Linked DNA regions of Homo sapiens: region 2 is linked to region 1. A link is a contact called in ENCODE Hi-C or POLR2A ChIA-PET data. All regions are on one chromosome and are shown on one strand. The core of a region is the stretch at or near the end of the contact, and the rest is flanking DNA. Distances in the headings are between cores, read along the strand shown. Region 1 overlaps MAP2K5 (mitogen-activated protein kinase kinase 5). Region 2 overlaps CLN6 (CLN6 transmembrane ER protein).

Region 1 (4,885 bases), core at 774-3,273:
GTTATAGCTTAATGCATCTGATTTGAAAAGAGAGTCCTTGCAAAATAGCCACAGCTCCTAAAATTTGAAGTTTTAAAAAAAAGAATAAAGAGCTCAACATTGAAAGCTAGAATGTGATGCCAGTAGCACAACAAATGAAAATGCTATTCTTTAAAAATTCCAACCATATGATTTAATTTTATATTTCTTCTTTCTATTTAAGAGAAAATAATACAAGCTTGAAAAGCAGTAAATATGTAAAGAGAAAATTTGTCAACTGATATTGGAAGATCTGACCTAGGTCACACATAAATCTTCCAGACAAGAGCTGCAGGGCAAGCCATAATTTCAGAGAGTAAAAGAGAAAATGAAAGCTATAGCTGGTGTCTTCTCTAAGTTACATAGGTAGATTCATTTTAGTTTTCTGATTGTGCCTCTGAATATAATGTAAAAGGGGCTGGTAGCAAGATCTGTTTTACCACTTATGTAAAAAGCTCCTCTACAGAGAGCAAAGCATAAAGTGAGACTTCCAAAATTGCTTTTTATCACCAGAGCCATTGGCTAAATAGTTGAGGACCCACAAGCAAACTTCTACATTGGCAATTTCCTTTCTAGCATCATTTTTCACAGTCATAAGTCATGTTATAAGAATTTTCTAATTGCTAATGATGGTCCTTGTAAGGAAATATATGATAAATGTTACTATAATAATACCAAGACCTAACTGGTACTTGTGGCTGCCTTCTATGAAGTCATTCTTCCCCATTTAAACACATAAGAGTCTGCCTTACATCAGAATGAGACGTAACTATCCCCTGTTAGTGTGGTTTTAAATCTTGAATCTAACAGCTAATGAAAGAAAAAAAAAAATCTATGCCCAGAAAAGGGAAGAGGTTCATCTATCAAAATGCAACTAGTTCTAGAGACTGATTAACAAAGTGTGTGACTGGAACAATTACTGTTCTCTCATTGTCCCAAAGTACTAGTTAGACATAGAAAACACTCAACACACGCAAAATGTATAAGCAGGAATGAGGGCTTGGACAAGTTAGTTATAAACAGCATTTCATATGTTGTGAGGTGCAGGCAGTACATCAGCCCTAACAATATTATTGCGTTCCTCTGAACTCTGCTCTCACAGCTAAGCATTTGGAAGGCAGACCCAGAATAAAGATAGGCATTCACAAAGCCAACATTTTATATTGAGGACCCTTGGTTCCACTTTTAATGTGCTATAAACTAGGGGCTTCACTTTTTCATGAACTGTGTGCAAAAGCAGAGGCAATGACTGGAGGTTGACTGTTTGGATCTGTTTTATGGTTGCTGTGCCTATACAGTAATGTGATCTTGAAAAAGGTAAACAACAAAGAGTTTAGCAGTGAAAAATATGCCTAATATAAATACAGCCGAGTACATGGCAGTTCAGAATTTTAAAAATATGACTGTGGCATTAAATTTTCTGGTGGAATTAACAGAGGAACATAATACAGCCTTTATGGCAATATATCTGAGACAGAAAAAGGAGATAATACATCTAACTCTATGGTCTATGTGGCATTCATATAAAGAAAAGCACAGTAGCTTTATTTAATTGAGAAAATGAATCAATTACAATGATGTTGCATCATCAAATTCTTGTGAAATAGAAGATATAAGTCACTGCATTGTGTAACTGTTAAAAAGTAATTGAGTATCTTAAGCATTTTGAATCAATTTCAGGTACTGGCACTGTTACCTTAATACAAAATTTATGAAGATGATTTCATATAATATGTTGCTATCAAAACTGTATAATAAAACCTGATAACGTCTCTCTTTAAAAACCTGGGCAAAACAGTATAGTTATAAGATTATAAAAAAAGACTTTGATATTGCTGTTTTTCTCTTTCTTTTAATGAAGAGCAAGCATAAATAGTACAGTTTTAAGTTGACTTAGACTAAGCTTTTAACCTGCAAAATAGGGCAAACTAGAGACTTTAAGACCTCAGTTCATGAGGAAGTTTCCTCCCCTCAGTTAATCTGATTCACACAACTCATATGTTTCTGGGGACAGTGTTTCATAATCCATTTCTGAATTCATTTCAAAACCTCTCACTTAGAATGTTTGCTGCATGTTCTCCTCAGAGAATGTTGTCATCCCCCTGACTCTTGGAAATTTGTGAAACACATTCTCTTTGATGTCAGAAATGGATTTCTGATTCTTTATTCATTACAAATAACTCCGTTGTTGAAGCAGATATATCTTACTAGGAATGTAGGGGTGGGGGGAGTATCAGTGTGTGCTTGAAAAAAAAATAAAAGCAAACTCCATAGATATCTCATGTCATAGGAGAGGTTATCCAGGCTTTTCAGTATTTTTTTAAAGGTAGTTTGGCTTGTTACTGAAATTCTTAACCACTTCCGGGTGGTGGTTACAGCTCCGCCTTCCCTTGTAATGTAAATCTTTACCTGCAGAATCTTGTCTGGAAATACTCATGGACTGGAGAAACCAGAAGAAGCAGTAATTCAGGACAACATCAAGCAGGGACTATCAACATAGACTAAGCCAGTCAACCTGGGACAGAGGTTTCTGAAAGTAGTGATTGGGGAGGAAGTGATGAAAAGCCAATAAGAGCAATGAGTGGGCGCCGTGTTCATTTGACAAATATATGGGAAAACACTTTTTAAAACACTCAGGCAGTAGGAAGAAGGGTGTGCTGATCAGCCACATGGATGCAAAAGAAATGCATAAACATAGCTGCAGCTCTTGAGAAACTCACAGTCTAGGTGAGAGGAACCAACATGTCAAAATGGATAATTTATCAACAATACCATACCAAGTATAAATGTATACAAATACAGTTGTTTTCAAATAACTCTATGATCATAGGCAAGTGTAATACAGATGCTGGAAGGAAAGGAGCTCTGGAGGAGCCCCAGCACCACCACACCCTGGCGCTGAGGCCTCAGGCCCGGACACTGTCCTCTGATAGGCCCAGCTTTCCCATCATAGAATAAAGATGATCATCCCTGCCAAACTCAGGGTGGTTGTACAGATCAAATGAGTTTGTATATGGGAAAGAATTTTTTAAAACACCTTTAAAAACATATAAGGGATTATTACTAGTTTCCCTGTATTTTACCGGCTGGTTGGAGCCCAGTTATCTCAGAAAACAGTTGACCCATCAGTATTTGGTTCCTGAAAAGTTCTCTGTTAGAAAATGTAGTACCTGGAGTTTCATTTTCATTGAGTTTATAATAACTGTAAGCTTTATTTTTCCTGGATGGGGAGGCACTGAAGTGTTTAGTACTTTAATGACTAAGTGGATGTTTTATTAATTTTTATGTCACGTTTTAGTAGCTTTGTAAGAAATGCAGTTTATCAGTGTTAAATGTGTGAGCAGCCTGCCTTCAGAATGTTGATCAGAAATGCGCTCTTACTGGACTCTGCATTTATTCCCTAAAAATCAGTGTGAAACTTCCATGAATTTGATTTTCCCAGAGAGCATTGCTGCCCTGGAAACAGGCAGAAGGAACTTTGGAAAAGGTGGAGTTGTTACCCCACTCCTAAGTTAGGTGCAAATACTTCAACTACATAATTAAAGTTTTCCTCACAAAATAGGGGATTGTGAGCAGACACTGGCAGGAATCCAAAATTCTAATTTCTGACTATGATTTAATTTCAATTTTAAATAAATCGGTTTTTAATTTAAAAAGAGTGAGCTTCGTAACATTAGCAATGATTGCAACATTAAGCCCAGTGTTCACAATCTAGCAATATAAAACATTATTTATATCTGAATCGTAAACAGCCTTTTGAAATGGATTATGGTTTTTCTCCCTATTCTAATACAACCTGGAGGGTACTAAAAAGTGTTGTGTGAAATTAACATTCTGCTGACTTTCGCCTATAAATGAGAAGCGAGCTATTAACATTTGTGTATTTTCATTATGTAAATTGTGTTAACACATGCCCACAAATTGCCACCAGCAATGCAATAATTTTCTCTCAGTGATCATAATGTGTCCAAGTGAGTCATTTTGATTATGACATGCTAATTACATATTGCCTTTTTTCAGATTCAGAAAAACCAGGGATCTTTAATGGTAAGCTTTATGAGTTCAGAAAAAAATTCACTTTTCTTTTTCCTGATGGCTGCTTCCTTTGCATGCTTGAATGCCTTGTTTTAAACTTAGCAAATTGCATTTTGAAGAAAATGCAAACCTTTAACTGCCTGTATTAGATTAGGTACCATTAGAAATAATAGAACCTCCTGAGCATCAATGTTTTTATAAGAGTTTGCTGTTGTTGATTAATCTTGCTATATTTTATTGCATTAATGATTTTTTCTTTCCACTCCACTGTAAAGATATTGCATAGAGGCTAATACTTTTTCCTCTCTTCTTTTCCATTGCAGCCTCTCCAGCTTCTGCAGTGCATTGTTGATGAGGTGAGGCATCGTCTTATGTGCTTTCACTCCTAAAGTCATTCCTAATGGTGTGGAAAGCTTATATTTTGTTTCCTAATGAAGCACAATGCCCAACATCCTTGGAGCAAGTTGTGTTGTATGGCTCTGAGCTATGTTACGTGAACTGGCCTTGTCCTGAATCCCACTCTTCTGATTCTGGCCAAGAAACCCTGCAAAAACAGACTATCCCGCAGGCTGGTCCTCAGGGGCATCAGATGCCCTAAAGACAAAACACAATAATATTAATTGACCCTCTCCCTGGCCAGATGGGGATGGAACTGGAAATTAAAATGATATCATTTTTTTCTGCAACAGTTATTTAAAGTCATTCAGTAGGCAAGGGTCAGAGTTGAAGAGCAAGCATAAGCTGGATGAAATTTGCCTGCCTTGAGTTATTTACCCAAAGCATATCAGAGTGATAAAAGGGCTCAAAAACTCTAGGTCAACAGTTCAGCGTT
Region 2 (4,885 bases), core at 1,590-4,089, 480 kb after region 1:
GGGATGTGAGGAGCGCCTCTGCCCGGCCACCCCGTCTGGGAAGTAAGGAGCCCCTCTGCCCGGCCGCCCCGTCTGGGATGTGAGGAGCCCTTCTGCCCGGCCGCCCCGTCTGGGAGGTGAGGAGCCCCTCTGCCCGGCCGCCCCATCTGGGAGGTGAGGAGCACCTCTGCCCAGCCGCCCCGTCTGGGAGGTTAGGAGCCCTTCTGCCTGGCCGCCCCATCTGGGAAGTGAGGAGCACCTCTGCCTGGCCGCCACCCCGTCTAGGAAGTGAGGAGCGCCTCTGCCTGGCTGCCCATCGTCTGTCTGGGAGGTGAGAAGCGCCTCTGCCCGGCCGCCCCGTCTGGGAGGTGAGGAGCGTCTCTGCCCGGCTGCCCATCGTCTGGGATGTGAGGAGCGCCTCTGCCCGGCCGCCCCGTCTGGGAGGTGAGGAGCGCCTCTGCCCGGCCGCCCCGTCTGGGAGGTGTGGAGCACCTCTGCCTGGCCGCCCCGTCTGGGAAGTGAGGAGCGCCTCTGCCCAGCCGCCCCGTCTGGGAAGTGAGAAGTGCCTCTGCCCGGCCGCCCGGTCTGGGAGGTGTACCCAACAGCTCCGAAGAGACAGCGACCATTGAGAATGGGCCATGATGACGATGGCAGTTTTGTCAAAAAGAAAAGGGGGAAATGTGGGGAAAAGAAAGAGAGATCAGATTGTTACTGTGTCTGTGTAGAAAGAAGTAGACATAGGAGACTCCATTTTGTTCTGTACTAAGAAAAATTCTTCTGCCTTGGGATGCTGTTAGTCTATAACCTTACCCCCAACCCCGTGCTCTCTGAAACATGTGCTGTGTCCACTCAGGGTTAAATGGATTAAGGGTGGTGCAAGATGTGCTTTGTTAAACAGATGCTTGAAGGCAGCATGCTCGTTAAGAGTCATCACCACTCCCTAATCTCAAGTACCCAGGGACATAAACACTGAGGAAGGCTGCAGGGTCCTCTGCCTAGGAAAACCAGAGACCTTTGTTCACGTGTTTATCTGCTGACCTTCTCTCCACTATTATCCTATGACCCTGCCACATCCCCCTCTCTGAGAAACACCCAAGAATGATCAATAAATACTGAAAAAAAAAAAGAAAAGGATCAGCGTGGCCTAGGGCAATACACAAAGCTTGCATGAGGGAAGGGAGCCTCAAAGCACGGATGGATGAATCTAACTAGGCAGAAAAGCAGGAAAGCAGGGTAAAGGCCTGGAGGTGGAAGTGAAGAAGGTTCTGCATGGAGCTGAGATGCCTGGCTTACTGGAGCCAGAGAAAGAGAAGGGACGGGCGGCTCGATCTTCAGACTGGACAGATAGCCAGTAACCCTGAGGACTGCTCAGTGGTCTGAGACGAGTGACCAACACAGAGGCCCCACCCAGCTCCTTCCTCAGTAGCCATCAGGGTAAGGCCTCAAAAAGCAGAGAGTGATAACCTCCAGGCCCAGAGAACTTGGGTGGCGAAAGAGGTAACAGCCTTCAGTTTCTTGCTCTGATACCTCCAAACTTGGCAAAAAGTAGGATGTTCGGTACGAGGAATAAAGGGATTTTGGAAGCATGAACACTTAGATGTGTGTATCTGGAAGTTATGTGTACCCAGCATACACTAGAGGCTCAGTGACTACCTCCTCCTCCACCTCAGGAAGCACCTTGGTCAATGAGAATCCCTGTCATTAGTCCAGCCTAACTTAGTAGGACAGGAAAAAAAAAAAAAGAGGGGGGCTGGGCCCAGTGGCTCATGCCTGTACTCCCAGCATTTTGGGAGGCTGAGGTGTACAGATCACCTGAGGTCAGGAGTTCGAGACCAGCCTGGCCAACACAGTGAAACCCTGTCTCTATATAAAAATACTAAATTAGCCAGGCTTGGTGGTGTGCGCCTGTAATCCCAGCTACTTGGGAGGCTGAGGCAGGACAATCACTTAAACCTGGGAGGCGGAGGTTGCAGTGAGCCAGGATCACGCCATTGCACTCCAGCCTGGGCAGTAAGAGTGAAACTGTCTCAAAAAGAAAACAACAACAACAACAACAACAACAAAAAACAACTCTAAAAAATTAAAAATTAAAAATTAAAAATTAACTGGGTATGGTGGCACACATCTGTAGTTCCAGCTACTCAGGAGGCAGAAACAGGATGATCACTTAAGCCTGGGAGGTCAAGGCTGCAGTGAGCTATGACCGTACCACTGCACTTTAGCCTGGGTGACAGAGTAAGACCTTATTGCAAAAAAAAAAAAAAAAAAAAAAAAAGCAGGCACACAGAGTGGACACTCAGCAACCAGCTTGCAAATCAAGATTAGACTGGGCACAGTGGCTCATGCCTGTAATCCCAGCAGTTTGGGAGGGTGAGCTGGGCAGATCACATGAGGCCAGGCATTCAAGACCAGCCTGACCAACATGACGAAACTCCGTCTCTACTAAAAATACAAAAATTAGCCCAGCATGGTGGTGCACACCTGTAATCTCAGCTACTGGGGAGGCTGAGGCATGAGAATTGCTTGAACCTCACAGGCAGAGGTTGCAGTGAGCTGAGATGGCACCACTGCACTGCCTGGGCAATACAAAAAGACTCTGTCTCAAAAAAAAAAAAAAAAAAAAAGATTAATCAGCACCTGCCTGGTTTTCTTCTCCTGGAACTCTGCCCACGGGAGGCAGATCATGGAATGGTAAAGGCATCCTCTCCCCCAGCTCATGTCCTGAGGATGAGCAACCTCAACCCTGTCCCAAGTTCCTGGCTCCACAGACTTAGCACACTGAGCCCCCAGCCTGTGCCAGCTAGGTCTCAATCACTAGCAAATGCTGCTGAAAACAATGGTGATGGCACAATGGCAGATAACCTGAAACAAGGTTAGACTCTTCTCTCCTTCCCAGCTTTCCAAGTCTACCATATGGGGACAATGACACCACGACAGTTGAGGAGTGCATGCCATACACTTAAAATCCTCAAGGCAGTCAGCAGCATCTGCAGGGCTGCCTGGCAGAAAAGGAAGGGGTTTCATCCTGAACAAGTCAAGCGGTAACCCACAAATGGGGACCACAGAGAGACTAATTTTGCTTCTATTTAAAGAATGGTGACATACAAGACAATGAAAAGCTTGAACAGAAAAAAAACTAAGGAAATGAAGGCAAATATAATGAGAGAATAAAGAAAGGCAACTAGAAACTCCAAGAAAAACAAAAGTAACATAAGAAAGCAAATGTAACTGTTAAACATTATTTGGCTCTGTTGGAACAATATTTATTAAATACATGGCTTAAATAACATACACATTTTATATTAATTTTCAATGTTTAGAGTCAATCCACAGATAAAACATGGAAGATAATTACGGTTTTAAAGCAGCAGATAATTATAGTCTACTTTGATAACATGAAAACAGAGGACAGAAATTGTAGGAAGGGGTGAGGAAAGCTAAAGTTTAGGGTAGGGGACTAATATCATCTTTTTATTTTAGTTTTGGAGACAAGGTCTTGCTCTGTCACCCAGGCTGGAGTGCAGTGACACAGTCATGGCTCATTGCAGCCTTGACCTCCCAGGCTCAAGCAATCCTCCCATCTCAGCCTCCTGAGTAGCTGGGACCACAGAAAGGCATGTGCTGTCACACATGGCTAATTTTTAAAATTTTTCCTTTTTTCTAAAAGGAATCAAAGGCTGGGCGCAGTGGCTCATGCCTGTAATCCCAGTACTTTGGGAGGCCAAGGCAGGTGGATCACCTGAGGTCAGGAGTTAGAGACCAGCCTGGCCAACACGGTGAAACGTCATCTCTACTAAAAATACAAAAATTAGATGGGCGTGATGGTGGGCACCTGTAATCCCAGCTACTCGGGAGGCTGAGGCAGAATTGCTTGAACTCTGGAGGTGGAGGTTGCAGTGAGCCAAGATGGCACCACTGCACTCTAGCCTAGGGGACAAGAGTGAAACTCCATCTCAAAAAAAGAATAAAATAAAATAAACCAAGAAATAGCAGTTGAGTGTAGTTTTTAAGAGTGTGGACTTGGCTGGGCGCGGTGGCTCAGGCCTGTAATCCCAGCACTTTGGGAGGCTGAGGCGGGTGAATCACAAAGTCAGAAGTTTGAGACCAGCCTGGCCAACATGGTGAAACGCCGTCTCTACTAAAAATACAAAAAATTAGCTGGGCGTGGTGCCGAGCACCTGTAATCCCAGCTACTTGGGAGGCTGAGGCAGGAGAATCGCTTGAACCCGGGAGGCGGAGATTGCAGTGAGCTGAGATCATGCCACTGCACTCCAGCCTGGGTAACAGTGTGAGACTCCATCTCAAAAAAAAAAAAAAAAAAGAGTCTGGACTTTGGAGACTGTTTGGGTTCATATCCCAGCTCTGCCACTAACCAGATCTTGAGCAAGTCACTTAACTTCTTGGGCCTTAATGTCCTCATTTGTAAAATGGAGATAATAGTAGATCCTATCCCTTTTTTTTCTTTTTTGAGACGGAGTCTCACTCTTGTTGCCCAGGCTGGAGTATAATGGCGCGATCTTGGCCCACCGCAACCTCCGCCTCCTGAGTTCAAGTAATTCTCCTGCCTCAGCCTCCCGAGTAGCTGGGACTACATGCGCATGACACCATGCCTGGCTAATTTTTGTATTTTTAGTAGAGACAGGGTTTCTCCATGTTGGTCAGGCTGGTCTTGAACTCCTGACCTCCTGATCCGCCCATCTCGGCCTCCCAAAGTGCTGGGATTACAGGCATGAGCCACCACACCTGGCCAGTAGATCGTATCTCAAGGGTCGTGGTTTAATTAATACATGCAAAAACTTAAGAGCAGGGCCTGATCCATAAAAAGTGCTAGTGTTTTTTATTGTTATAAACATATTATTTGGAAATAGGAATTTGACTCTGGAAAAAAGAGCTAAAAGAAGCTAGG

The links. Hi-C counts contacts between places; a loop is a spot of excess contacts on that map. ChIA-PET counts read pairs that join two places held with the same protein, here RNA polymerase II (POLR2A). Pooled maps may share reads with other maps.
Region 2: a loop to region 1 is called in a pooled map, with 2.0 times the contacts of the local background. The contact joins two enhancer-like sites. A Hi-C loop is called at or near these places in 2 of 50 pooled maps. POLR2A ChIA-PET finds 5 or more read pairs at or near these places in 2 of 52 experiments (HepG2 and Panc1).

What each region holds. Positions count from the first base shown.
Region 1 is chr15:67,744,193-67,749,077 of GRCh38, forward strand. It overlaps MAP2K5 (mitogen-activated protein kinase kinase 5), which reads left to right. Exons shown (of 22, transcript NM_145160.3): 18 at 4,039-4,065; 19 at 4,377-4,409. Among named protein-coding and RNA genes, the nearest start is that of SKOR1, 79 kb to the right of the region's middle. Within about 2 kb of position 2,024, at least 2 of the 41 ENCODE cell types and tissues checked have a DNase peak (open chromatin) inside an H3K27ac peak, as active enhancers do.
Region 2 is chr15:68,222,037-68,226,921 of GRCh38, forward strand. All of the region lies in intron 1 of CLN6 (CLN6 transmembrane ER protein), which reads right to left. Among named protein-coding and RNA genes, the nearest start is that of CLN6, 5.2 kb to the right of the region's middle. Within about 2 kb of position 2,840, at least 4 of the 41 ENCODE cell types and tissues checked have a DNase peak (open chromatin) inside an H3K27ac peak, as active enhancers do.